3 separate regions of the Homo sapiens genome follow, and regions 1 and 3 are each linked to region 2. A link is a loop called in an ENCODE intact Hi-C map of the cell type or tissue named here. Cell type or tissue: gastrocnemius medialis. All regions are shown on one strand. Links, peaks and the distances in the headings refer to the core of each region. The heading gives the core; the rest is flanking DNA.

What was found. Peaks named below come from ENCODE experiments on the same cell type or tissue, not always from the same donor. Only the 100,000 strongest peaks of a DNase experiment are listed, where the experiment ranks them.
Region 1: it touches region 2 in a loop (6-fold over the local background); 9 of 110 quality-filtered maps call a loop at or near these places.
Region 3: a loop joins it to region 2, with 6 times the contacts of the local background. A loop is called at or near these places in 3 of 110 quality-filtered maps.

Annotation. Positions count from the first base shown.
Region 1 is chr22:23,680,860-23,690,956 of GRCh38, forward strand. It overlaps the pseudogene GUSBP11. Among named protein-coding and RNA genes, the nearest start is that of RGL4, 5.1 kb to the right of the region's middle. RefSeq lists a silencer at 4,303-4,597. In gastrocnemius medialis, for the core only: no CTCF peak of the experiment used is centred there; DNase peaks (open chromatin) are centred at 3,982, 4,502 and 5,782; H3K27ac peaks cover 6,631 bases.
Region 2 is chr22:23,737,009-23,747,105 of GRCh38, forward strand. It overlaps ZNF70 (zinc finger protein 70), which reads right to left. Exons shown (of 2, transcript NM_021916.4): 2 at 1,674-8,211. The coding sequence starts at 8,132. The coding sequence ends at 6,792. Among named protein-coding and RNA genes, the nearest start is that of ZNF70, 9.1 kb to the right of the region's middle. RefSeq lists enhancers at 8,321-8,821, 8,822-9,322. In gastrocnemius medialis, for the core only: no CTCF peak of the experiment used is centred there; DNase peaks (open chromatin) are centred at 5,743, 6,013 and 6,593; H3K27ac peaks cover 3,666 bases.
Region 3 is chr22:23,824,894-23,833,352 of GRCh38, forward strand. SMARCB1 (SWI/SNF related BAF chromatin remodeling complex subunit B1) reads left to right here. Exons shown (of 9, transcript NM_003073.5): 7 at 332-522. Among named protein-coding and RNA genes, the nearest start is that of DERL3, 9.9 kb to the right of the region's middle. RefSeq lists enhancers at 1-323, 324-858, 1,627-2,347. In gastrocnemius medialis, for the core only: no CTCF peak of the experiment used is centred there; a DNase peak (open chromatin) is centred at 4,028; H3K27ac peaks cover 6,747 bases.

The DNA.
Region 1 (10,097 bases), core at 840-8,839, 56 kb before region 2:
CTTTTTTTTTTGCTGTTGAGATGGAGTCTCAATCGGATTATCCCCCAGGCTGAAGAGCAGTGGCGCAATCTTGGCCCACTGCAACCTCCGCCTCCTGAGTTCAAGCGATTCTCCTGCATCAGCCTCCAGAGTAGCTGGGACTAGAGGCACATGCCAGCACGCCTGGCTAATTTTTGTATTTTTAGTAGAGACAGGGTTTCACCATGTTGGCCAGGCTGGTCTCAAACTCCTGACCTCAGGTGATCCACCCGCCTTGGCCTCCCAAAGTGCTGTGATCACAGGCGTGAGCCACCATGCCCAGCAGGCAAACACATTTCTAGTTCATGCATACATATGCCAGGTGGGATGAACCTGCCCCGGGGCCCCTGATGGTGCTCATGGGTAGAGCAGGGTGATCCCCAGGTCCCACGATGGCATGGGACCTGATGCTGGCATCAGGTGGTCTGGCCTGTTGTTAGGCCCCCTGCTGGTGCAAGCACATGCCAGAAGTGGAAGGCAGGGCAGGTCTATACCCAGGTCCCTGGGTGAAGTACTTGGGTACTTGTGGGGTGGGGGTTCTCTGGGAGGGGTCAGCCTGTCCTTAGGCCCTGTGGGAGCCTGCATGGACACAGGTTGTGGTTGGTGGGCTGGGGTGATCCCCAGGCCCCTGAATGTCATCCTTGGGGACCAGGGGCAGGTGGGCTGGGTCTGTTGGCAGTCCTCCCTATGGTATGTGTCTGTGCCCATGGCAAGAGGTGGGCAGAGCAATTTCCAGGCTCCCAGGTGGCTTGCTTGGGTGGCAGTGGTGGTGACTGGTTGTGAGTGGGTTGAGTCTGCATTCAACAGTCAACTCAGAAACCCCAGACACCATTTTCCATGCCAACTGGCCTGTCCACCACTCAGAAAGGCCCTGGACACTGTGCCATGTGGCTGGCCCCGCATTGGGCCAGGCTTCCATGGGAGGCAGGAGGTCTGGGCCCTGCCCTGGGGAGGGAGAAGAATGGGACACAGGCAGTGGTCATTGAGCGGAAGAGACAGAATGAGCACAGGATGCTGTGAGGCGGTAAGTATAAGGAATCATGGAGCTGAAGGTGTTCATCTGACATATACCAGAAACTAACATAAGGTAGGAAAATACACAAAACCAACTAATCCAACAAAACTTGGGCAAAGAACTGATAGACATTTCTGAAAAGAAGGCAGGAAATGAACAGGTAAAAAAAAAAAGCTTGCCCACATCACTAATCATCACAAAAATTTAAATCAAATCACACTAAGACAGCGTCCCCATCCACATAAAATGAATGTTGCCAAAAGCAAAAACAGAATTTTTAAAACGCAATCACAAGTGTAAATTTACAGAGAGGGAAACTCTTAGACACTACTGGTGGGAATGTAAATGGGCGTACACACTATGAGCAATAGTTGGCAGTTCCTCCTCAAACTAAAAATACAATTACTATGTCATCTAGCAATCTCATCACTGGGAAATACAAAGTACATGGATGTATTATGCTCCCTGATTACAAATGACATAGAAGAGCTATAGTGGTCCAAACAATACGGTATTGACATTAACACAAAAATACAGAACAAGACACAACGAGGGAACCAAATACCAAACCCAAATTCATATATGATGGACACATTTTTAACAAATATACCCAGGGGATGGGAGACCCCGGGCTGCCTTCGGTTGGGGCTGCAGAAGTGTCCTGGGGGGACCTGCAGCCACCTCTCACCTGGGCTCTGGATGGTTTCTACTCCATGAGGATTTCCAGAGTTTCCCCTCAGCCACCCTCAGAGTCAGGGGGGCTTCCATGGGGCTGCAACCATCTGTCCCAGTCTTTCCTGTCTCTATGACACACCGTGTGACCTGTGTACACTGCGAGATGTAGGTGCGTGCATTGAAACCGTACAGTTAAGATGACCTACAACTGATGCTACTCTAAGTCTTCCAGAGATTTTTCAGATATCCCCAGAGTAAACCAAACTAGTGATATCCCATGGTTTTGCAAACCAGAACCAACAACTGCACAGAAACAGCTCCTTATGCGCCATCAGACACTCTCCAGACCTGCCCCTCACTCACAAATGTAACAAAGCAGCATGAACCCAGGCAGTCTTCACTCCTCAGGGCCACATAACAACCTCTATCGGTCAGGAAGCCTTTGATCTGGGCCAGGCTGCCGACCCACAGGGGTTAATTGTGCCTCTCATGCTGAGTGTTGTTTCTCCTCACTGGACTAACCCCCACCCTTCCACCAAGAAGGGCCCCCAGGGAAACTGCTGTTTGACATCCAGGAGCCCATGTGGAATGTTCCAGCAACCTGGATGGCCTTGGCCACCTCTAATACCAGCCTTTCCCTCTGTGGGGCTCCCTTCCTGGCTCTTGCTCATGCAAGTCAATCTAAAGTGGCTGAGATGTCCTGCTCCCTCACCCTCCTGGGTCACCCTGATGGCATAGGCAGGTGTCTGCATTCAAGAACGAGTTACCCACAGGCCAACTTCCCTGGTGTGGGGGACAATGCCTGGGGCCTCCAAACAGCCAGCCCCAGGTAAACAATCCAGCTCTGACACAGCTCAAAGACTGTGTGGCGTACCTGGAGAGACTCTCTGGTCCTGTGCCCTCTTCTGGCTCACTGGATTCTTAGGATTATTGAGAGACTGGGCTTAAAGCTCTCAGCCTAGGGCCCACAATGCCACAGGGAATCAAATCAGCATGACCAGGGATCGAAGACCTCTCCTTGGCTGGGAATGGGGAATCAGGGTTGCAGAGACAAGGGGCACAGAGAGATGCCTGTGCCATCAGAGAAGGGACTGGGGATCTGGTCCACTCTGGGCTCCTCAACCTGAGCGTGAGGCCTTGCTGTGCCATGAGCTCACCTGCCCCTTGGGAGTCCACTGTGACTGCAGTCCAGTGGGGTCAATGTCCACACTGATGCCGGAAAGAAGTCCTGGGAGATGCGGAGGGCATCCTGTAGCGGCAGGCAGTCTGGGTGGTCCACGGGTGTGAGCTTCAGCAGGTCCTGGGAAGGGATGAGGTGGTGAATTGGGGGCCGTGTTTTTGGGGTTCGATGAGAAGCTCCTGGGGGAATGCTCAGTCCTCACCAAAAGAATTCAAAGGGCAGGTACTCAGGGACCCACACTCGTGCCTGCAAAATCTGAACTGAAAATTAGAATCGGAGCAGCAGGGTTGATTCTAAAAGGGGCTGGGCTCGCTTTTCTCCCTGCTGCAGTCATTACTCGTTTCCCCTGGCAGAGGCAGCCGGGTGGAGGCTCATCTCTTCAAGCAGCTGGGAGAGACACCCCACTACCCACCCTGCAGCTGCTCCAAGGATACTGGAGACAAAAAGACAGGGGCTGGGGAAGCAAGATGTTCCTGCCTCGACCAAGACAGCAATTGGCCAAATGCCCTGACCCTGCTGGCATGGTTACCGCAGGCCAGGCAGGCATATTCAGGGCTCAGGATCCCTCTGCCTGACTTTTCAAATGGGCTGTTCTCAGTGACTCTGGCCCCCTCCCACCCTGGGCTCACTCTTGAGAAACTCCTAAGCCTTCTCTGGCCCTTCAGGGGCCTTAACGCTTATGTGTAGGACCAGGATGCTCTGAGTGACCTACTTGGTCAATGGGCTGCTACAGCAGAGCTGTTGGGGAAGGCAGAGAGAAAAAGGACAATGACAGACAAAGAACCACTCAACACCTCAGAGACCAGCTTTGTCCCCCACCCAACCGCCTTGCTCCCCACATGAACACCTGCTTGCAGGAAGCCAAAGTGGGTCCACAGCAGCCCACCTCTGTTCTCACTCCCAGGGCAGACAAAGCAGCAAGAACAGGTGACACACAGCCCCGGTGACCCTGTCCCCTCCCTACCCGTGCCTACTCTCCCATCAAACCTGGCTTCGAGGGCTGCCCGCCAGTCCTGTCCAGGCCTTATCTGGCTCAGAGCAGATGATCCCCTGCACCTCCCACCCTGAATCACACAGCTACACCCAGCACATGCTACAGAGGCCCAGCACACTCTGGATCACATCCAGAAACTCCACAATAGGGGAGGAGACATGCTGTTTCCCAGGAAGGGCAGCTCCCCAGACTTGGTCATTCTCAGACTCCTCCAGTCAAAGGCCGGGCACAGCCAGCTGGGATCGCCATGCTTCACTCTGACCCACACGACTGGCCTTGCCTCCTCTATGGGAAGAGACCCCTCAGCACAACCTCAAACCGAGACATAACAGGACAGGACAGGCTGGATGCTAGAGAGGCCAGCCAGATCTCCACACAAAGGCTCTGCTCTTAAGCAGGAGGTAGCCTGAGGGTCAAAGGTTTCCTGAAGCAACTCAGGTGAGACCTCACATACAAGAGCCCCAAAGAGGCTGCAAAAGCACCAGCTCAGCCAGCCAAGAACCCAGGTGTCACACCCTTCTCAGACCACTGAGGATCGCTGGGATTCAGCAGGAAAAGGTGGACATGACAGCTGATGGACCAATACTTCCCAACACCCTTCCAGCAAGCAGCTGTGCCCCGCCCCTCCCCACATGAGTCACTCAACTTCAGTCCTGCACATGGATGCCTTTGACCATGGGGTCATGGCTTTGGTCTCCTGCCATAGGGGCAGTGAGAGGAACAATGGTGGTCTGGGAAGGAGGATCCTAGACTGGGTGTCCCACAAGACCAGGCTGTGACAGATCCCAGAGCCAATACTCATGCGCCAGCCAGTCCCCAAACCCAACAGCTACCCAAAGCCCAGGATATAAATAGCCTGTGCACTGCTAAGCAGATACTTCAGGGAATGATCTGCTGGCTGTGAAGAAGATGCGGCCTCAGTAGGGTTCCACGAGCCTTCTGCCAGCAAAATCTTCTTTGCTTGGATGCCCATTAGAAACACTAAGGGAGCTCTTCAAAGGAACAGGCCAGACATGGTGGCTCACATCTGTCAACTCAGCATTGTGGGAGGCTGAGGCAGGAGGACAGCTTGAGGCTAGGACTTTTAAGACCAGCCTGGGTGGAACAGTGAGACCCCACCTCTACAAAAAACACAAAAATTAGCATGGCATGGTGGTGCATGCCCATAGTCCCAGCTACTTGAGAGGCAGAGAAGGGAGGATTCCTTGAGCCTGGGAGATCAAGGGTGCAGTGCCCATGATCATGCCACTGCACTATGGCCTGGGCAACACTGCAAAGTCCCGCTTTCAAAAAAGAAACAAACAAAACAAAACAAAACCAAAGATGCCTGTCTCCTGCCCCATCAAATAAATCCAAATCTCTGCAGGGTGACACAGGGTATTAACATTCTTAAATTTTGCCTTTGCTGAAGTAAACATATAGTAATGGCTGAAAACCACTGCGTTATGTAAATACACTTCCTATGACTTATTTGTAGTCCTTTTGTATCTAGCAATTTCTACAGACCCTCTCTGTGGGCTTCGGAAGCCAGAATGGGCAGGGCCAGGTGTGAGGTGTCCTAGGACACTGAGGGTAGAGCACAGCTCCCAGCTCAGGGGGACCCATTTCTGAGGCTAAGGCACCCACCTGGGGCTCAGCCTATCTTCAGAGGGAAAATCACACCTCAGAACACCAGACACCCAAAAGAAAGCTCCAGTTCGGCAGATACCTGCCAATAGACCCTGGAGTGGCTGCCCCAGGGAAAACTGCCATTGCACTGTCAGCTCCCTCCAGCCCTCTCTCAGGTCCCAGCAGGAGCAGATTTCTGACTAAGCTCAGAGGTCTCAACAAATGGCAGGTTGAACATCAGAGGAGTTATTAATAGGCCTATAGTTACCTCAAGACTCCACCTTACCAGGGCCAAAAATGAGTCCTGGGAGGGCAGCCAGAAAGAAAGTAGGGCAGAGAGGAAACACAGGGAGAGGGGCCCTGGGACCACGTCAGATATGGAGGGAACCAGGGGAACGAGAGCAGCCCTGATGATTGTACTCCCCACAGCCCCTGCATGCCTGTGAACCCTGAGAATTCAGGGTGAGGAGCTCACTCTTGCCTTTCACCTGTTCCTGGGCTCTGGCAGGCTGGCCTGCTTCCTGCCCCAGCCTCACCCACTCTCCGCACTCCTCGCCACTGATGTGGGCAGCTGATCTCTCCGGTTTGCTGGGCTCTCACCCTCTGCCCAATGGCACCAAGTTAACTTCTTCGCATGCTTTATTTTCTGTGATTAAAAAGGGAAACAATTCTCACTAACGCCATTTCTCAGAGGAGAAAACAGGCACAGGGATGTTCTATGACTTCCTCACGATCACCAAGCTACAAGGGGGAGCTGGGCTTTGAATGGAGGTCTACCCATGCTCCTAAAGTTGAGGCGTCCTCCAAGGAAAGGACAGCACCTATAAAAGCTCAATGAATGGGGCGGCAGTGTCACCACTAAGCCCGACCACGCTGCTACTCTGATATCCAACTTCCAGCCTCCAGAACAGGGAGAAATACAGTTCTGTTTTTGATGAGCTCCCCAGGCCGTTACAGCTCTTTCTTTGCTGTAACAGCCTGAACTAGCCCAGAAGTGCTATTCCATCATCTGTGTCATATTCCATCATTCAGAAGGGAGTCACTAACCCCTCAGTGCTGTCTCTGTGGACGCTGCCCACCCTAGGCTGAGATGAGGCACAGGGTCTGGGTCTAAATAAAATGGGAAGGCACTGGAAGGTGCAATGTCATAGGAGGAGGATGTCTGAATTTCATTTAATCTCAACCTCTACTGGTGCAGCATGAAAGATGAGGCCCAGAGCAAAAGTGTCTTTTCCCGAGATCACACTGTGGACCCCAGGCCCACTGGAGTTGCATTAGACGTTACCTCTCACCCCTTCTTGTATTTGTTCCATTTCTAAGTGTGTGCAATATCCACAGGGAACACCACACCATGAGTTTTTAAATATTTATCTCAAACATAACCTCATGAGTTCCCTAGGAAAGAGATGCTAGCATAACCCCCATTGTGCATGCTGGGGAGACCCCAAAACACCAAAGGAGTTCTCTAGGGTCTCACAACTGCTAAAATAAAGGCTGTTTGACCCAGCACTGTCTCCTCAAACCTGGGACCCTGGTTATATCCAGGTCTTCCCAAGGTGCTGAAGGGGCACACTTTTTCATAATGGTGACTACGTAAGGAGTTGACGGGGGAGGGTGAGCGGTCAGAAGCCCAGAGGGGCCTTTGAGTAGGACTTATGGAAAGGAGGAGCTTACAGGATGGAACCTACAAGATGTGACCTCACTTCCTTGCCGACAGACCCCCAACAGAACTTACAATTCTGGTAACTAGGCACCCACATTCTAGAGACAGCCCCATTTCCAGCTCACTTCGTAGGCGATGCTCGAGAGAACAACATGTTCTCCTGCTGTATCCCGACATGCTGCCGACCTCCTCGTCGCACAAGAGGCCAAAATGAGAGTCTTTCCCGAGAATATAGACATTGGTTCAACCCTCACCCTCGACGCCTCTGGCCCTTTGCCAGAAGGCACCCACAGGTAACACAGGGCCCAGGGCAGGCCCATCCAGGCTAGGCCTCAGCTGTGCCCATCAGGGCAGCCTCAGGCCCCTCCCCACTTGTTTGGGGGAAACAGGAGATGAGGGGCCCTCCCTGGATAGGAGCAGGTAGGTTGTCAGGTGTTTGGAGCCTGGTAGGTATGTCAGGTTCACAGCCCAGGCAGTGCCTGGCAGGATGGGAAGGTGAGTGTCAAGGACACAGTTTGTCTGCTCAGATCTGAATCCCAAGTCCTCAAGCTGTCATCTGCCGGAGACCTCAGGCTTCTCTGGCTGGAGGTCTATGCAGATGCTCCTATGTGCCAAATCCTGTTGGGGAAGGGGGTGCCAGGGATGAGTTCTAATGGGGGTGTCCCACTGTGGGGTCAGCCAGACAGGCCACTGACACCTCTTGGCCCGGCTCTCGGGCACTCTCTTTGCAGAGCTCCACACAACAGACCAAACAAGAGCTGTTGGATGGATTCAATTTCTCCATATTCTTCAAAGGGCACGTGCACCACACCACCAACCACGTCCAGTGCCGGTCTGCGGTGAGATTGGGCACAGAAGGGTCTCCACAGACAGGACTTGTGAAAACCAAGGTGGGCCCAGGACTCAGACACGAATATGGGGACTCCCTAAGCTCCATCCTAGGGCGTTCCCACTTGAGTGACCCACTGTCCTCTCCCAAAGGAATCTGGCTGCCATTAGTCCCCAGTGGCAACTTGGTTACAGGCAAAGTCCCTTTCACCTATCAGAGGAAGACCAGAGAAAATCCTTCTGTTTTCACTTTAGGCTATGCCAGGAGTATCTCGGCATGTTGCTTTAAGAATTGAGTACAATGGTAACATTGCAGCAAAATACTCACACTGTTATCATTTTAACTCCCCACCCTAAGTGGATCTCCGGCAACAGGCAGGCAGCTCCGCTGCCCTGCCAGACCTCCTCCAGGACTTAAAATCCAACACTTTTGCACAAACAAGGGGTGGGGGTGGGGGGGGTGCATTGATTACAACAAAAGAAGGTGAAGCGACTCTATGCATTAGTCTTTAAAGTGTCATCTCACAGAACTCATCCCTGCAGCCCCATCAGGCAGGAGTTGTACCCTCGCATGTCATTGTAACATTCCTTAAGGGAGGCCATTTTCCACAGCGGGTCAGCCTCTCAGTGCTGGTGGAGCCTGTCATGATAAAATTCCCTTTCGAGGCAGCCTTTCTACAAGGAGCATAATCCTATGCGTGTCCTAATAGGCTGGAGCAGTTTGCCAGGGCTGCCATAACACGGCACCCTGACTGAAGGGCTTAACCACAGAAATCTGGTTCCTCACAATTCTGGAGACTGGAAGTCCAACGTCAAACTGTCAGCCTGGGGTGGTTTCTCTGGGCCTCTCTCCTTGCCTTGGAGATGGCGGACTTCTATCTCAGTCAGCACAGGGTCTTCTCTTGAACTTCTCTGTGCGCTGACCCCCTCTCCTTGTAAGAACCCCAGGCATGTTAAATTAGGGGCCACCCTAATGAACTCACTTCACCTGAATTACCTCTTGGAGTACTCTGTGTCCAGACACAGTCACATTCTGAGTCTCTGGGGTTGAGAATAGAAACAGTTACATTTGGGGAAGGGGACACAATTCAACCCATAAAATAAACAAATCCCCTGCAGCAGACAGACACCCAGGAAAGGGATATCTGGGTGAAAGGATATGCAGATATCAACTTTCAACAGCTCTAGCTAGTTGACTTTCCAAAAGGGCTCCAGCTGGTCACACGGTCACCAGCAGCCTCTGAAGGTAGCTGCTTCTCTGAACGCAGCCTCCCCTGAATACTAACACGCTTTTAACTTTTCGCCAACCTGCTGTCTGTGTGGCAGAGAAAATCCTTGTTTCATTTCCACTTTCAAACATACATTTGCGTAACCTTTCACGGGTTCAATACCTGCCTGCGTTTTCCCCAAGTCGCCTCGCAGATCCTGGGCCTTGGGACGCGCTTCCTCCCACCCTGGAGTCTTCCGGCATTTTCCCCTTGGCCAGGGCTGGGATGGCCGTAGCTGTTTCTCCAGACTCACGTTCATGTTAAAGGAACAAAAACAATCATATACCTTTAAGTCAAAGAGTTCTTCTAGAGCGTATTGTCCTGTGTGCTGTTGCTGAAATGAGGAGGGGATGAGGCCTCCCCAGGCCTTGAGGACTTGCAGGGATGATGCTCTTCATGCAGGTTGCTGACACAGAGGGTGCTGTTGCCCCACAGCTGACAAACACCGGGACGATGCCTTGAAGGCAGGAATCGTTTTATCATTCTCCATCCTCACATGCAATGTTACTTTGAAAGCCTAGAACGCTTTTCACCATGGGCACCCAGGTTCTCCATATGCACAAGTCCCTGAAGGGTTGGTGCTTCTTGGTGTGAGTTCCAGATCCCGATCCTCTGGTGGTCCATGGTGTTACCACTGACTCCCATGTCCCTCCTTGTCCCCCTAGTATGAAAATGAGATCTGCAGGATGCTAACTTTCCAGCCCGGCACTGGGGAGAAGCTGTTGGGAGTCCCTGGTTCCAGCCTTTCTAACTAAACCCATCTCCTCCTATGCCACCTGCCTGGGCCCCTCCTGGGACTTTATCACTGTGCCACACTTTTTGGAACTACTGGTTAGAAGGTGAGTGTC
Region 2 (10,097 bases), core at 1,038-9,037:
AACAGCAAGCTTGCAAGCTTGGTATGTGCGGAGGCCACGCTGTAGGTATGGGGAAGAGAACTCAGGAAGAGGAGAAAGACAGGAAAGCAGCATAAAGGCTTGCAAAAAAATTAAAAACAAATAAAAAGCAGATGAGTCAAAAGAGTCTGCAGCTGAGTCCCTGACAGTCGACACTGAAATGGACATAAGCCTTTATCCTGAGGAAGCATCCTTGGCATTAAAGACTCATAGGAGGCCCAGGCGCAGTGGCTCATGTCTGTAATCCCAGCACTTTGGGAGGCTGAGGCTGGTGGATCACCTGAGGTCAGGAGATAGAGACCGGCCTGGCGAACATGGGGAAACCATGCCTCTACTAAAAATACAAAATTAGCAGGGCATGGTGGCGCATGCCTGTTATCCCAGCTGTTATCCCAGCTACTTGGGAGGCCGAGGCAAGAGAATCGCTTGAACCTGGGAGGTGGAGGTTGCAGTGAGCTGAGATCACGCCACTGCACTCTAGCCTGGCAACAGAGTGAGACTCCGTCCCCCAAAAAAAAAAAAAAAAAATTAGCCAGGTGCAATGGCGCGTGCCTGTAATCTCAGCTACTTTGGAGGCTGAGGCAGGAGAATCGCTTGATCCTGGTTGCAGTGAGCCGAGATCGCACCACTGCACTCCAGCCTGGGCTACAGAGCAAGACTTCATCTCAAAAAAAAAAAAAAAGAAAGAAAGAAATACTTCAAAACACTAATAGTGTAATAATCAACTGCACCTGATAGTTTGCTAAGCATGTTTGCATTCCTTATACCACTGAGGCCCCCAAGGCTGTGAGTGTCATCATTCCCCCATGTTATAGCTTAGGACCCTGAAGTCAGAGGCTGTAACTTGAGGAATGGGCTCAGGGCAGATCTTGGCACTGAACCCAAATGTGACAAGAAGAGAGACAGGTGGGCCCAATGGCAGACCTCTAGTCTATCCAGAAATGACACTCCACATATGGTTAATAACTCCTAGAGATGGGAGTGAGGGGTGAGCATGGCTTTTTGAGGTTAAATTAGTTAATATATATTAAAATATTAAAATGAAAATAAATTATGCCTTGCTCAATAGTATTAATGATAGAACTTCTCGTACAAAAATAAATTACAGAAAGAACCAGAAAACAAACTCTAACAATTTGTTGTTTATGTAGATGTATAGCAAAATATATACACAAATTTAAAAAACAAAATGCTGAGCTAAACTCTACCAGGCAAATTCAAGAAAAGCAGGGGGCTTCAATTATAATATTTGGAAAAGACAAGTTTAAGCTAGAAATATTAAAAGAGGCAAAGAGGGTACTTAGCATAGTTTTTCTTTTTCTTTTTTTTTTTTTTTTTTTGAGATGGAGTCTTGCTCTGTCACCCAGGCTGGAGTGCAGTGGCACAATCTCTGCTCATTGCAACCTCCACCTCCCGGGTTCAAGTGATTCTTCTGCCCCAGCCTCCCAAGTAGCTGGGATTACAGGCACAAACCACCATGCCCAGCTAATTTTTTGTATTTTTAGTAGAGATGGGGTTTCACTATTATGGCCAAGCTCGTTTCAAACTCCTGACCTCAAGTGATCCGCCCACCTTGGCCTCCCAAAGTGCTAGGATTACAGGCATGAGCCACTGTGCCTGGCCGAGTTTTTCAATATATCACTATTAAATATATATGCCCCAAACATGATACTTATTTATTGATAATTCATACCCTGCCTATTTCTCAAAAATGACTTGAGAAAAACTGCACAACATAGCGACAATACACATACAGAAATTAAAAGTGAAACAGGAATACATAGAGATATAACACACAAACATCAAACTATGATTAGATCAGGTAAATGAGTGTTCTGAACTGCTTTGGTGTCACAGAGGCATTTAAAAATATAGTAAATACTACAGATCCTTGTCCCAGCAAAATTCCTTCAAGCACATACCCAGCTTTGTTCGATCCCTAGGGGTCTGCAACTCCTAAACCCCTACATGCTAAAGACTCCTAGGCAGGCCATGGACCCCCAGATTAAGAACTCTAAAGTAAATGAAAGTCAGAGAAAATATGGATTTGAATAAAATAATGAAAAAATTGAGTTAACAAATAGAACTGGTAGAATAAAAACACATTTTGAGATTACACAAATGCTTTTATAAAAACTGATAATATATTCAGGCCCAAAGAAGTCCTATGGACACTTAGAAATGTTGACACCACAGTACAGTAAGAAATAAGCAGCAATACCCTAAGCATTCATCACTTAGAAATTTTTTTTATATATATTTTTTTTGAGACAGAGTCTAGCTCTTTTGCCCAGGCTGGAGTGCAGTGGCACCACCTCGGCTCACTGCAAGCTCTGCCTCCCGGGTTCACACCATTCTCCTGCCTCAGCCTCCCAAGTAGCTGGGACTACAGGCGCACAGCTGCCTGTAGCCACCACGCACGGCTAATTTTTTGTATTTTTAATAGAGACAGGGTTTCATCGTGTTAGCCAGGATGGTTTCGATCTCCTGACCTCATGATCTGCCCGTCTTGGCCTCCCAAAGTGCTGGGATTACAGGCTTGAGCCACCGCTCCCGGCTATTTTTTGTTTTTGTTGTTGTTGTTTTCCCCGAGATGGAGTCTTGCCCTGTCACCCAGGCTGAAGGGTAGTGGCACAATCTTGGCTCACTGCAACCTCCGCCTCCCGGGTTCAAGCGATTCTCCTGCCTCAGCCTCCCGTGTAGCTGGGATTACAGGCACCCGCCACCATGCCCAGTTAATTTTTGTATTTTTAGTAGAGACGGGTTTTCACCATGTTGGCCAGGCTGGTCTTAAACTCCTGACCTCGTGATCCACCCACCTCGGCCTTCCAAAGTGCTGGGATTACAGGTGTGAGTCACCATGCCCGGCCCACTTAGAAATATTTTTAAATAATAACATTTGGGCAAAAGGAAATTCTTAATACTATAACAAAAAACACCACGTCAAAACTTACGGAGTGCAGACAAAGCTGTCACTCTAAGGAGAAGAAGAAATAAAAAAATGCCGAGCGCGGTGGCTCACACCTGTAATCCCAGCACTTTGGGAGGCCGAGGCGGGCGGATCACGAGCTCAGGAGATAGATACCATCTTGGCTAACACGGTGAAACCCCGTCTCTATTAAAAATACAAAAAATTAGCCGGGCGTGGTGGCGGGTGCCTGTAGTCCCAGCTACTTGGGAGGCTGAGGCAGGAGAATGGTCTGAACCTGGGAGGTAGAGCTTGCAGTAAGCCGAGATCGCCCCACTGCACTACAGCCTGGGTGACAAAGCAAGACTCCATCTCAAAAAAAGAAAAAAGAAAAAAGAAAAAAAAAGGTAGGACAACAAAAACAAAGAACAACTAAATTAAAAGATAATTGATTAAAATATTGCCAGGGATGATCTTTTATAACTTTACACTGTTTGAGAATCTAAATAGAATGAGAGAGTTTAAAAAAAAAAATCTAATAAGCTGGCTGGGCACATGGCTCACGCCTGTAATCCCAACACTTCAGGAGGCCAAGGCAGGCAGATCAGGAGGTCAGGAGTTCGAGACCAGCCTGGCCAACATGGTGAAACCCCATCTCTACTAAAAATACAAAAGTTAGCCAGGCGTGGTGGCACATGCCTGTAATCCCAGCTACTCAGGAGGCTGAGGCAGGAGAATCACTTGAACCCGGGAGGCAGAGGTTGCAGCAAGCCAAGATCGCACCACTGCACTCCAGCCTGGGTGACAGTGAGACTCTGTCTCAAAAAAAAAAAAAAAAAAAAAAAAACTAATAAAACAAGGAAAGAATTTGAACAGAGGGAATGAGGCTCTGGTCATACTTCCAAAAAAGAACCTGGTCTTACCATGTTTATCTGTTAACCCTTGGGAGAGAGGGGGGATCTTCATCTCCACGTTACACAAAAATTAGAAAGAGAGAGGGAGGGAGAGGAGGAGAAAGTGCACATTTCAAAATGCAAGAACAGCACAGAATTATGAGCTGGGAGTGATGCTGGAGTGGGCAGGGGCGGCCTGATCTCCATGCGGCTTGCTCAGAGTGGGTAAACCAGGTTGGCTGAAACGAGGGTTTACGTGCAGGAAAGCTCCTGAAAGTTGGTTTTAAGGAGAGTGGTGACTTGTGCAAAATGATGCTTTAAAAATCAATTTGGCTGGGGTGTGCAGGAAGGATGGGGAGGGAGAAACCAAAGATAGGTAACAGACATTTGCCAGATGATAACGGTGGGGAAGAGGGGCAGGTGTAAAGAGGAGGTAGATCTTTCAGGGACCCCTGCTTGATGCCGCCTGCTGTCCCCACTGCATCCTAGCATTCTCTCTTCACTCTTGATAGAGACAGGCCTGAAATGACAGGCCACTTGCAGGCAATGCCCAGGGCACCATCCAGTCAGTCCAACTGGTTACACAGAGGGTTCTGGTGGACAATGGAGTGCTGGTTAAATGTTAAATGTTTCACATACGTAGCAAAGACAGGGGCTGGACAGAGGCATGGCTGGAACTCCCACCATGACCTCTCCAGCCCATCATATCTGTCATTTGGAAATCTCTGGCCTATCAAGACCCACTTAGTAACAGTTATGGCTTTCCCATGTTTATTCATCAAAACTAGGCATAATGGCCATGCTGAGCTTCTGATCAGCTGAAATACCCAGTGTTACCATGATGAGTTCATGTTAGCCCAGCCATAAATGTTTAGGAAACTTCAAAACAGCCTAGACTGCCTCCTTCCCCACTAGCTCTGAGGAGCCCAAGGGAAGCCAGGACTAAAGAGATCCCCAAGGCCCCAGCCAAACACTTTCCAAGCGCCCAGCTGACCATCAGCCTGAGCCCATCCCTGAGGCTCCGGGTGCGGGGAGCAGGGAGTGAGGGCACTGAGACAGAATGGCCTTCAAGCTCTGCTCAGCCAAAGCCAGCAGGCTGACATTGGAAGCTGTCGAGGGATGCACAAAAACCCAGCATGGGCCAGGTGTGGAGGCTCATGCCTGTAATCCCGGCACTTTGGGAGGTCAAGGCGGGCAGATCACGAGGTCAAGAGATCGAGACCATCCTGGCCAACATGGTGAAACCCCGTCTGTACTAAAAATACAAAAAATTAGCCAGGCATGGTGGCACGCACCTGTAGTCCCAGCTACTCAGGAGGCTGAAGCAGGGGAATCGCTTGAACCCAGGAGGCAGAGCTTGCAGTAAGCCAAGATCACGCCACTGCATTCCAGCCTGGCAACAGGGCAACACTCCATCTCAAAAAAAAAAGCCCAGCACAGGGCCCACAGCCTGGCTGCACACTAGGAAGTTATAATCACCTGGGGAGCTTTAAAACATGCCACCACTGGGGCTGACTGAACTGGTCCAGGTGGGACACAAGCAATGGTACTGTTTAAACAAGCCCCACGTGAACTCCTAGTTGGCAGGCGGGGAAGACAGACAGAATGTGGAAGTGCAGAATGACACTGCTGCTACAGGAGGCTCAGGATGGCATCCTAGAGGAAGTGTCCTTGTGTGGGACACTGCATCCGCAGGCATACACAGCCCAGGCTGCAAGGGGTGGAGGGAGAGAAAGCCCTGTTCAATGAGAGGTCCCACTGCTCAGAAACCAGACGGGAACATCTCTCCAGTCCGTGGAAATGCACAGGGGTGGGGCAGGGGTCACTCTGGGTCTCTGTCCTCAGTCACCATGACTGCTCACAGTTGCCAAAGCACTTTCACAGTGGCTGTGTTCTGAATGACAGCCTGGCACCAACCCTTAGAGGCACGTGGCCAGTTCCCATTACCCCAACTCTTGGATGGGGGAATGGAGCCTGGGGAAGTTACAGGACTTGTTCAAGCTCACCCAGGTAGGAGGGGGTGGAACTAGGACTTGAACCCAGACCTTCTGATTAGAACACAGCCTCCTCCAACAAGCCACCCAGCTTCCCAGGTCCCCTGACACTGGGGCAGGAGGGCTGCATCATTGCCAGAACAGACCAGACCCAGGCCCTGCTGATGTCCAAGGCACACTGTGGTCTTGGGGACACTATGTCTCAGGGAGGGGTTATTCCTGGAGGGCAGTCATGTCCGGTGTCCAGGCTGAGTCACGGCTGGGTGTCAAACATCCTCTGGCCAACAGGATCAAATCTCTATCCTCCTGTAACAGAGCTGTCTGAGGGAAACTGCCCTAGGGCTAAGGAGAGGGTTAAGAGGCCACGCCCAGGGGCTCACCACCCTCATCCCCAATCTCAAGACCCACCCTCCAGACCTGCCTTTGCTCTGCAGACCTGTTTTGGTTGTCCCCACCAATGCCCAACGCAGTGAGAAAATTCTACTTTGCTGCTGACACATCTACTTTTGAATTCATTTTTCTTCTACTGCTTTGGACTGTGAGTGTGGTTTCTGTCTTCTAAAAGTGCCAGACTGCAGCCTGTTTTAAAGAGTTCTTCTGATATTTTCCTGGGTTTAATTCAACTTTCTCCCTCTTGGCATTTATTCTTCTAGATTCTGGGAAATGTGAAGACAGGGCAAAATGAAATCCTGTAGGCTTGGGAGTCAAATGCAAGAAGGAGAAACTGAAGGCCAGCTGTCTTTTCTGGCTGCCCTCCCTATCACCCCACCTTCCCTTCCATGCAGAAAACCTGCTGAGAGCTGGCGTGCTTGGCCCAGGGCCACACAGGGCCTTCCTGCTAGTGGGATGTTCAAGAGCGCTTAGGTGGGAAGGTTTCCATTCAGCATCAGGGAGGTAGGTGGGGTCTTGGAGACCACGCGACGTGGAATAAAGGCTCCATCTGGCACAGGCTTTCAAGCTTTGTGTGGGCTCCTCTTTCTATAGCTTCTCCCCAGAATGAATCTTCTGATGGCGAATCAGGTGCGAGCTCCCCCGGAAGGACTTGCCGCACAGATTGCACACGTAGGGCTTCTCTCTGGTGTGGGTTTTATAGTGCTCAATGAGGGCTGACCGGTGCCGGAAGGCTTTGCCACACTCGCAGGTGTAGGGCTTCTTGCCGGTGTGGATTCTCTGGTGCTGGATCAGCGCAGAGCTGTGGCAAAAGGCCTTGCCACACTGACAGCACTCGTAGGGCTTCTCACCGGTGTGGATGCGCTGGTGCTCAATGAGGGAGGAGCTCTGGCTGAAGGCTTTCCCACACTTCTGGCATTTGTAGGGCTTCTCGCCAGTGTGGGTCTTGCGGTGCTCAATGAGGTTGGAGCTCTGGCTGAAGGCCTTCCCGCACTCATCGCATTTGTATGGTTTCTTCCCAGTGTGGATCCGCTGGTGTCGGATGAGGTGTGACCTGTGACAAAAGGCTTTCCCACAGAGATCGCACTCGTGAGGTTTCTTTAGGGTGTGGATCTTCCGATGCTGGCTCAGGCCTGAGCTCTGGTTGAAGGATTTCCCACATTCCTTACACTGATAAGGTCTCTCTCCTGTATGAATTCTCTCGTGTTTTCTGAGGCTGGAGCTCCGGCTGAAATCTTTCCCGCATTCCCTGCACTCGTAGGGCCTCTTTCCGGTGTGGATCTTTTGGTGTTGCGTGAGGGCTGAGCTCTGGCGGAAGGCCTTCCCACACTCCCGGCACTCGTAGGGCTTCTCCCCGGTGTGGATGATCTGGTGCCTGAGCAGGTGGGAGCTCTGGCTGAAGGCCTTCCCGCACTCACAGCACTCATAGGGCTTCTCCCCAGTGTGGATCACCAGGTGTCGGAGCAGGTGCGAGCTCTGGCTGAAGGCCTTCCCACACTCTCGACACGCATAGGGCTTGGCTGGTTGTGGGGTTCTGTGAGGTGCGTTAGGTCCTGAGTCCCCTCTGTCTGTTTCTGCACAATCGCATGGACTGGGCTCTTCACTGTGGATTATCTGACACATGCTGAGGTCGGATTTCTGGAGGAAGGTTTGTCCGAAGAGCTCATCATCCTGGGGTCTGGTTCCTGGGGGGATACTTTGATGCTGAACAGGGCTTGAGCACAAACTGAAATTCCCCTCGTAATCATCATTTTCTTCGTCCTGCTCACCAAGAGGGATCTCCTTGTAGATCACAGCCATTTGCTCCAAACCTCTTTCCTGAAGAAAAGGGTCCCCCAGGTCCTCCCCTGGGAAAAGCCCTTGTTGTGACTCTAACCTGTTCTCAAATGCAAAGGTCTCACCAAACTTTGTTGCTGGGGGAACCTCCATTGTGAATCTGCTATCATCCCCAATGGTTGTATTTCTTTAAAAATGTTCTTCTTTGGGCCACACTTACTGTTCTCACAATCTGAAAAGAAAACAGGGAACTCTGTCAAGTCAGCAAGTCAAGCAGCTCATATGTGCCTGCTTCATATCCTAGAATCTATGGTAGAAACAAGAAAATACGCATAAGACACAATCTTGCCCTTAAGATGATCCCAAATGAGTTAGAGGCAAGTTTTGCTTACCAGAGACAATTGAAGGCAGACAGACAGACACAATCAAGTGCCACATCATGGTGTCTAGACTCAACGGGCTGAAGGTGTTCAGAAAGGTGAGCTAAAACAGGAAGTGGGGGCTGGGTGCGGTGGCTCACACCTATAATCCTAGCACTTTGGGAGGCCGAGGCAGGCAGATCACTTGAGGTCAGGAGTTCAAAACCAGCCTGGTCACATGGTGAAACCCGGTCTCCACTAAAAATACAAAACAATTAGCTGGGTGTGGTGGTGGGTGCCTGTAATCCCAGCTACTAGGGAGGCTGAGGCAGGAGACTCGCTTGAACCTGGGAGGCAGAGATTGCAGTGAGCGGAGATCAGCCCACTGCACTCCAACGTGGGCAACAAAGCGAGACTCTATCTCAAACAACAACAACAACAACAGCAACAACAACCAGGAAGTGGGGCCATTGCAGAAAAGGAGCAAGACTCCAGCTACTGGGTGACATTGGGGGCAGGTTTTGCTGGGAAAGAGAAAGAGAGCTCTTCCCTCTACCCTCCAGTCGCACTCCCTCCAGCCAGGTGCCCCAACCTGGGAGTCAGCATAACCGCTCTTATTCTCACCCGACCGGTCCCCTCTTATCTACTTCCTGAGGCTGCATGGGCAGCGTCTCTGTCTCTCAGTCCTCACTGCCACTCTGCAGCTCAGGCTTCAGAGCTACCTCCTGGGATCTTTTCAGGGCTGGCCTCCAAACTAGCTGCTGACCTCCGGCTTCCTCCTCTCCCTCTGGTGCATGCCCTACACTAACAATGGAGTCAAATATCCAAAACATAAGCCTGATTATGGTGGTTCCCTTTTTTTTTTTTTTTTTTTTTTTGAGATGGAGTTTCACTCTTTCACCCAGGCTGGAGTGCAGTGGCACGATCTTGGATCACTGCAACCTCTGCCTTCCAACTTCAAGTGATTCTCCTGCCTTGGCCTCCCGAGTAGCTGGGATTACAAGCGCCCACCACCATTCTTGGCTAATTTTTGTATTTTTAGTAGAGACCGGGATTCACCATGTTGGCCAGGCTGGTCTCAAACTTCTGATCTCAAGTGATCTGCCTGCCTTGGCCTCCCAAAGTGCTGGGATTACAGGCGTGAGCCACCATGCCTGGCCTGGTGGTTCCCTTCTTAGGATCTTGTGACAGCCCAACTCCTTCACACCTGGCCCTTCCAATCCATCTCCTGTCTGTCTGCCCCATACACCTCTTCTTTTTTATTTGAGATAGGCTCTTGCCCGTTGCCCAGGCTGGAGTATAGTGGTGTGATCTTGGCTCACTGCAACCTCTGCCTCCCAGGCTCAAGTGATCCTCCCACCTCAGCCTCCTGGGACTGCAAGTGTATGCCACCACACTCTGCTAATTTTTTTAATTCTTTCTTTTTGTAGAGATGAGGTCACACTGTATTGCCCAGGCTGGTCCCCCCAACACTTCTAATTTTCCAGCTCAATGACTAATTTGCACTGCTGTTGTCTGGTCCTAACAGGTAAGGACCATTCTCAGACTGCCACTTGCTCATCCTTCAGGACTCGTCCAAATGTCCCTTTTTCTCTGCACCCTCAGGTTCTTGACCATCTCAGGCCCCCATCGTTAGCTTGAAAATTCCCTAAGGGCAAATACTGTGCTCCTTCATTTCAGAATCCCCAGCCCCCAGCACAAAAGCACAATCCCAATGTACACAGTTGTTGAATAAATTATCAAATGGAGGAAAAGCCAT
Region 3 (8,459 bases), core at 1-8,000, 87 kb after region 2:
GGAGCGAAGGGCAGAAAGGAAGGTCCCCACCAGCACAGGGCACAGGGGAGATGGGATGAAGGTAAGGTGGGACTCAGGTGCCCCCGGGGTCACTTCAGGGCCTCCCGAGGGTGACTGTGCTGGGCCCTGAGCCAGAGCCCCTCATGGCAGACAGGGTTGTGGGGTCAGCCTTGTTTTGGGGATGGGGAACTGGAAGGACAAGGACCACCTGCAGTTCTCAGCTGGTGGACCCTGGTGGGCAGGGCCCACCCCAGGCCTGGCAGGGCCCCGCTCCTCGCGGCCTCCCTGGGCTGCAAAAGCTCTAACTTGTGTCCTTTGGTTGTTGCCTCAGCTGAACATCCATGTGGGAAACATTTCCCTGGTGGACCAGTTTGAGTGGGACATGTCAGAGAAGGAGAACTCACCAGAGAAGTTTGCCCTGAAGCTGTGCTCGGAGCTGGGGTTGGGCGGGGAGTTTGTCACCACCATCGCATACAGCATCCGGGGACAGCTGAGCTGGCATCAGAAGACCTACGCCTTCAGGTAGGATCATGCATGAGTCTCTCCCTCCCTCATCTCCCTGCAAAACTGTTTTGAGAAAGACTTCTCTGTGTGAGCGGTGATACCTTTGAGGCTTTCTCACGCTTCGCAGCACAATCTGGCTGGGGTCTGTGTGTTTGCTCCGTCCTCCTCCTGCCCTATGTATCTCTCCAGGGCTCCGCTGTGCCAGGTAGGGTTAGAAGCACCTAACACAATAGCTGGCAAAGACTTGGAGTTCTGTCAGGGTGAACCTCAAGTCCTTGCCTCCACGGAGCCCTGGCCTGCCCCCACCATCCACCATTCAGTTGTCCTGCCCCACACCCTCTCTCTCTGCTCTTGCCCAGACTGTTATTTTGGTCAGGGTGACCCCTGCCCAGGGTTCTTCATCTGTTGAACTTGAATTATGTCTTAAACACAAAGGCCCGCCCAGCTTTTGAGAGTCAGGGGTCCCTAGCAGCTCCTTCTTACTCTAGTATCTCTGCCTTTGGTCAGTCAGAGAGCATTTGATGAGTACCATGCTGGGCTGGACCCCATCCTGGCTGCCCTGGAAGATAGAGACAGGTCACCTTGATCCCTGCCTGTAGCATTTGGGCTGGCTGAGATGGTGGAAGTGTGAACAGAATATTCCAGTCCAGTGTCCTCTGTGGTAGGGATGGGGATGGACCCGGGAGAGGCCCTCCTGTTCCTGGCAGGAGGTGGGACTCAGAGTTAAAAGTGAGGTCAAGGCCCAGTGCGATGGCTCACACCTGCAGTCCTAGCACTTCGCGGAGCTGAGGTGGATCACCAGAACCCAGTAGTTCAAGACCAGCCTGGGAAAAACATGGTGAGACCCCACCTCTACAAAAAAAAAAAAATAGAAAAAATGAGCCGGGCATGTTGGTACATGCCTGTAGTTTCAGCTACTCAGGAAGCTGAGGTGGGAGGATCGCCTGAGCTCAAGAGGTGGAGGCTGCAGTGAGCCAAGATCACACCACTGCACTCCAGCCTGGGTGACAGAGCGAGACCCTGTCTCCAAAAAAAAAAAAAAAAATAGCGAGGTTGAACTCTCCCGGCTCAGCAGGACTCTAGGACTGGGAAGCCCCGTGGTTCCTCACCCTGTCCTCTGTGTTGGGATGGGGTGGGGGTGCAGCAAGCATCCCTACATCAAAACAGGATGTTCAGATTTAGTCTGCTCATCAGACTATCATCATCCACATCTGCAGTCATCACTCAGGGATGACAGCTTAAAATGCTACATGAGGAGCAAATAGGAAGGTCTGTTTTGCAAAGCCATGACAATTAATGGAGCTCGTTAGGTTTGTGTCTAACTTGTTTTCCCAGACATCCCAAGAGACAGCTTTCTATGACTTCCCATAAATCTGAGCAAGGAAGAAGGAATGAGAGCCACCCACGGGGCTCAAGGGCCCGGGCCTGGGAAACAGCTGAGTCCCTGCCTGAGCGCCATGGTGCTGAGATCCTGTGACCTGCCCCCCAGCAGCCCTGCCAGTCACATGGTTCTGCTTCACAGACAGGGCAGCCCAGAGAGGAGGCTGGGGGGCTGGTGTCTGATGCCTCCCTGTTCCCTCGGGGTGTTGCCTGGGAGTGCAGCTGTAGCGTGCATTCACCCTGCACAGAGCCAAGCCCTATGGCCGGAGAGCCAGTCAAGGGTGGCCTCCCTCCACCAGAGTTGACTCTGAGGCCCCGGGAGGCAGTCATGTTGCGCGCATCAACACTGAGCACCTCCTCCCGCAGAGGCTGATCCAGTCAGAACCCTCGTCTTGGGCTCACAGGTGCAGGTGGTAGGCTGGCTGCCCCCAGCATCCAGCCCCTACGGTGTTGACCTTCACCTAGTCCTGCAGCCGCTGCCAGTGCCCACAGTCCAGGGTCAGGAACTGAAGTCCCCGGGGCCTCTTGACAGGTCCTTGCAACATCCCTTCTTTCAGCCACCATGGCACCATCCCTCCTGCTCTGACCCGAAGGTGACCTGAGCCTAAATTCCTTTCCAAGTTCCGGGCCCTCTGCAGTTTGCAGAGTGGCTCCAGAGCAGACCCCCTGGGGAGTCCCTGGTGGTGGCAGGTCAGGATTTAGAGGCAGAGGCGGGCCCCTTCTTTATCTCATCGACCACTTAGTGCATTCCAGTTGCAGGGCCTGGGGGCATCACAGACCCCCTGCCCCCTGCTCTCTCTTATGCTGAGAATGCAGGTTTCAAATCTTTGGGGTTAAAGGCAAAGGCCATCCCGCTGGGACCAAGGTGAGCACACGTCCCTATCACAGCAGCCAGATGGAGAGGCGGCCTGCCTGGGGAACTGGGAAGTGTCCTGAGTGGGCTTTTAGCATCAGGAGGGCTGCGTGTGTCTTCCCAGTCCCCACACTGGAAGACAGCTGCAAGGATAGGACAGGGCCTTAGGGTTGGGCTGTCATCCCTGACTCCAACTCGCGTTCCCCCCACTGTACCACCCCACCCCATGGGATCTTAGGAGGGACTTCGTTTAACTCTGTCCCCAGGGAGACCAGTGTCAGTCCTGCCTGGCCCTGCCTGGGGAAAGGAGGCTGGGCCACTGAGTCCCCAGGTCCAGGGGCCAGTCAGCCCACAGAGAGCTAGACCAGGAGTCCTGGCCTGGTCTCTGCCACACAGAAAGCTTGGCAACTGCTGTGTCACATGACTTTTTGTTTTGTTTTGAGATGGGGTCTCGCTCTGTCGCCCAGGCTGGAGTGCAGTGGCGTGATCTCGGCTCACTGCAAGCTCTGCCTCCTGGGTTCACGCCATTCTCCTGCCTCAGGCTCCTGAGTAGATGGGACTACAGGTGCCCGCCACCACGCCCAGCTAATTTTTGTGTTTTTAGTAGAGACGGGGTTTCACCGTATTAGCTAGGATGGTCTGGATCTCCTGACCTTGTGATCCACCCATCTCGGCCTCCCAAAGTGCTGGGATTACAGGCGTGAGCCACCGCGCTCGGCCACATGACTTCTTAAGAAGGGTTTTCAGGCTAGGCATGGTGGCTCACGCCTGTAATCCCAGCACTTTGGGAGGCCGAGGTGGGCGGATCACCTGAGGTCAGGAGTTAGAGACAGGCCAACATGGCAAAACCCCGTCTCTACTAGAAGTAGAAAAATTAGCCAGGTGTGGTGGTGGGCACCCGTAATCCCAGCTACTCGGGAGGCTGAGGCAGGAGAATTGCTTGAACCCGTGAGGCGGAGATTGCAGTGAGCTGAGATTGCACCATTGTGCTCCAGCCCGACAGAGCTAGACTCCATCTCAAAAAAAAGGGTTTTCAGCTCTGGACCTAGGTCACTCCATAATGGAAGCACTCGCTGATTCCCCAAGAGCCAGTCCCTCCATCTCTCCCAGCCAGAGCTCAGTGCCTGACTTCCATACCCTCCTCGGCAGTGGGGACATTGATTGGATCCATGGTACAGTGGGGCAAGCTGCTGGCCACAGGACATGTGTGTGCAAGGCCACTATGCCCACACCTCAGGGGAACCAGGGCAGAGAACAGCCTGTTCCCTTTGGCAGTGGGACAGACAGGAGACAAGCATGAAGGGGAAACAGGGGCATGTGACAAACTGGTCAGAAGCCCTAGGCTCCTAGAGGACAGACTGGGACCAGAGTGACACAGGCGTCCCAGAGCCAGTGGAGTGGGATGAAGGGCCAGCGAAAGGAGGGAGACAGGGCTCAAGGGGAAGGAGGCTGGGCTAGGCAGAGCCTCTGAGGAGAGCTGATCCTGCAAAGTTACTGGCACCTCCCCTGGGCCAGCCCTGTGTTCCTGGCCAGGGACGGGAGGAGACAGTGCCCTGTCTGGCAGAGGAAACAGATTCATGTGCATGACTATCAGTGTGCCATGGCCACAGAAAGCACCGGAGGCTGTGGGCATGAGGAAGGGCAGTTGGGGGCATAGAACCTGGGGTGAGGATGGCCAGGGCAGGTGCTGATGGGGGACTGCAGCAGGAAGGACCGAGAGGAGACCAGGGACAGGCAGGTGCTTGAGAAGGAAGGTGGGCCCTGTGGATCAGGCAGGGTATCTGCCCCAGGGGGCTCTGCACACCAGCAGTCCTACACGTACAGGGTGGGGATGAAAAGAGACTAAGGGTCAGGGAGCTTGGTAGCTGGGCCTGCATGAGGGACAGAGAGGCAGTGTCCCTCTGATGGCACAGCATCAGGAATTAGGCTGGGGTATGTCAGGTACACGTTGGGCTGGTTGAGCGTAAGCCTCAGGTTCCTTCCGAAGCTCTGCCCGCCAGCCCTGGCCTGATGTCAGGTTTTGTTTGTTTTTTTAACAGCTTTATTGTGATATAATTCATAAACCATACAATTCACACATTTAGAGTATATAGTGCAGCGGTTTTTGATATATGCAGAGAGCTGTGTAACTATCACCACTGTCAATTTTAGGACTTTTTCATCACCCCACTGCAGGCAGTCCCGTTCCTCCCCGCTGTCTCTCAGCCCTAGGTGTCCACTCATCCACTTTCTATCTGTAGATTTGCCTATTCCGGGTACTTCATAGAAATGGAACCATCTAATATGTGGTCTTTTATGACTGGCTTGTTAGCATAATGTTTTCAAGGATTATCCATGTTGTAGCATCTTTTATCAGGACTTCATTCTTTTTTATGATTGAATATTATCTCATTGCATGGATATACCACATTTTATTCATTCATCAGCAGATTGACTTTTGGGTTGTTTCCATTTTTCAGCTATTGTGAGTACTGCTGCTGAGAACATTTGTGTATGAGTTTTTGTGTGAACATCTGTTTTCAATTTTCTTGGATATATACCCAGGAGTAGAATTGCTGGGTCACGTGACAACTCAGTGGTTAGCATTTTGAAGAATTTCTAGACTGTTTTCCAAAGTGGCTGCACCATTTTGCATTCCCACCAGAAGCGTGCGATTCCCGTTTCTCTGGATCCTGCTGGCATTTGCTGTTCTCTTTTTGATCGTAGCCGTCTGAGGAGGTGTGAAGTAATTGTGGTTTTGATTTGCATTTTTCTAATGACTGATGATATTGAGCATCTTTGCATGTATTTCTGGCTGTTTGTGTATCTTCTTTGGAGAAAGTGCTTTGCTAGTTTCTTAATTGGGTTTTATTTTATTGTTGAGTTGTAATTGTTCTTTATATATTCTACATAGAAGTCCCTCATCAGATAGATACATGATTTGAAGATATTTTCTCTCATTTGGAGGATTGCCTTTTCACTTTCTTGATAGTGTTCTTTGAAGCACAAAAGTTTTCATTTTGATGTAGTCCAATTTATCTTTTTTTTTTTTTTTTTTTTTTTTTTTTTTTTTGAGACAGTCTCGCTGTGTCACCAGGCTGGAGTGTAGTGCTGTGATCTTGGCTCACTGCATCCTCCGCCTCCTGAGTTCAAGTGATTCTCCTACCTCAGCCTCCCAAGTAGCTGGGACTACAGGCACCTGCCACCACACCCAGCTAATTTTTTGTTTTTAGTAGAGACGGGGTTTCACCATGTTGGCCAGGATGGTCTCCATCTCTTGACCTCATAATCCGCCCGCCTCGGCCTCCCAAAGTGCTGGGATTACAGGTGTGAGCCACTGCACCAGGCCTGTAATTTATATATTGTTTTAGTTTGTTGCTAGTGCTTTTGGTTTCATATCTAAGAATCCATTGTCAATCCAGAGTCATGTTGCCCCAGCACCATGTTGAAAACTGCTCTTCCTCCATTGAGTGGACTTGGCACCCTTCTAAAAATCATTTGAGGCTCCTGGCGGCCTCGGAGGTGTGAATTGCAAACATAAGGGTGACACCAAGTTTTGGCATCTCCCCTTCCTGGTCGAGTGGCTGTGGACAGGTCATTTTCCCTTGAAGTCTGTATTTTGTCATTTGTAACTTGGGGATAATACTTGTGTGTTGCATCACATGAGGTCATGAAAGTGAGATCACATTGAAAGTAAACCTCAAGATACTCGACCGGCATCAGTCCTGGCTCCCTCTGTCCCTCAGACGTGAGCATCCCCTGCCTGGGTATCTTTGTCCCCACCTGGACACTTTGGGTGGTAGGAAGGTCTGGGGTCCCTGGCGGCTTCGAAGCCCGTGAACCAGAATTCCCTGGAAGGAATGGGGAGCAGGGTGGCTCCCAGGGTCCCCAGCACTCTTTGGAACTCAGGACAGCATCTCCATGCCCACATGCCCCCAAAACCCAAGGCAGGCTAGTGCTGGCTCTAGGCCCGTTCTTACATGGTTGGTGCGAGCATTTCTTACTTTAGAACAAACCCACTGGAGTGGAATATTCCCAGCATCAAGGGGAGGTAAACAAAGGACCCTCTGGGACCCACTCGCCAGCTCTTGTTTAAGAGGAAAACATGTTTTGCTCCCCTCGTTGTGGGCTTGGTACCTTTCACGTCTGCCCTCCAAGGAAGGCTGCTGGGAGCCCTCACGGTGAGGAATGATGTTTGGGGTCTGAGGCTAGGGTGGTCCCTAGACTGCTAAACCACCCGGTGCTGGCCAGGGACCAGCTGTCAGGAGCTGCTGAGGATGGGTCAGCCCCAGAGGGTGGGGGTGCCGACATTGCCTCTGGCCCTGCCTCTGCGTCACCAGTACGAGCTTGAGCTTCTGCGACTCATGAGCATGGACCTGGTGGGCTGAGCTTCAGCTGTGAGGGGTCAGGCCTGCTGCAGGGAGAGCCAGCTGCAGCCAGTGCCCTGCGCTGTGCCCACAGTCCCTGAGACCCCAGGCTGAGGAGAGCAGCACTGAGCCCAACCTGGAACGGGCTCACGGCTACTGGAGCTGGGTGTGTGCTCACTGGTGTGGATGTGCAGAGCCGGGACTCGCTCTGCAAGCAGGCTGGTCCCACAACCTTGAGCCACCCACTACAGGGAGGCTGTGAGAAGGTCCCTGGCCCCTAGGAAGCTCCCTCAGTGGAGATGTTTTGGCTGCTTTAATAACAGTCATCCTTCCAAAGCCCTTCACAGCAATAAATGTTTCCATATTCCAGATGAGGTTTGCAGGGACCTGTCCTCTCTATCAGTGTCCACCTGGCGCCTCCCCCGAGTCCGGCCTGCCCTTGCTTCTCCCAGAGCTCATGGTGTTTTTCAGGGCCGCAGGCTGGCAGGGTGTCCTTCTCCCAGGGGACTGAGCCTAGGGAGAGCCAAGTGGAGGTGCCCAAGTGGAGGAGAAAGGAAAGGACCACAGAGAGGGGAGGGGAAGTGGGAGAGTCATGGTTAGGACCTCAGGCTGAGGCCTTCTGCCAAGCCAGGGGTCTGGTGTCACTCAACTGGGAAACACTGTCAGCACCCAAAGCTGCTCTCAGAGGTGGGGGTGACGGGACCACTGCATGTGGGAGGCACACGGGCCCTGTGGCATCCACAGCTGTGGTCTCCTTAGTGTCCTGTCACAGACTTGCAAATCAAAGCCCAGAGAGGCGGCAGCCAGCCACCCTCCCACCTCCCCAGCACTCCTGTGCCCACCCCATGCCTGTTTAGCCTCTGCCCTTGCTGCCCCCTTCCTCTGCTGTGTCCTTTTGGCAAGAGGAAGGTACCTCGGGGCAGATTTGGGTGGTCCTTGTGAGACCCAGGGCAGAGTGTGGTCCGGGGATACGGCTTCTGTCCAGCTCCCTGCCAGACAGCTGTCTGATCCTAAGCACAGACCAGCCTCTCGGGGGTTTTGTTCGGCCAGGAGGTGGGCTGAGGGGCAAGTGTGTGGAACATGCAGGAACAGGCTGTGCAGTGGCCCTCAGTAGTGGGGGGCTGGGGACTTCTGGGAGACTCCTTTGCTCCCATTCGCCATCCATCCCCTTTCCCTGATCAGTGGGCCCTGGCTCTGGACACTGAGTGGAGCAGACAGTCCTCCTGCCCCTATAGGTTCCACCTCCTGACTGGCACTGTGGCATCAGCATGGTCCAGCCCGTGCTGTCCTGTCAAGGACCACCTCCACAGCCAGTGGCCCCTTCCTCCATCTCAGAGACAGAGAGACGCTGGGCACAAAAGCCCTGTTGAAAGTTC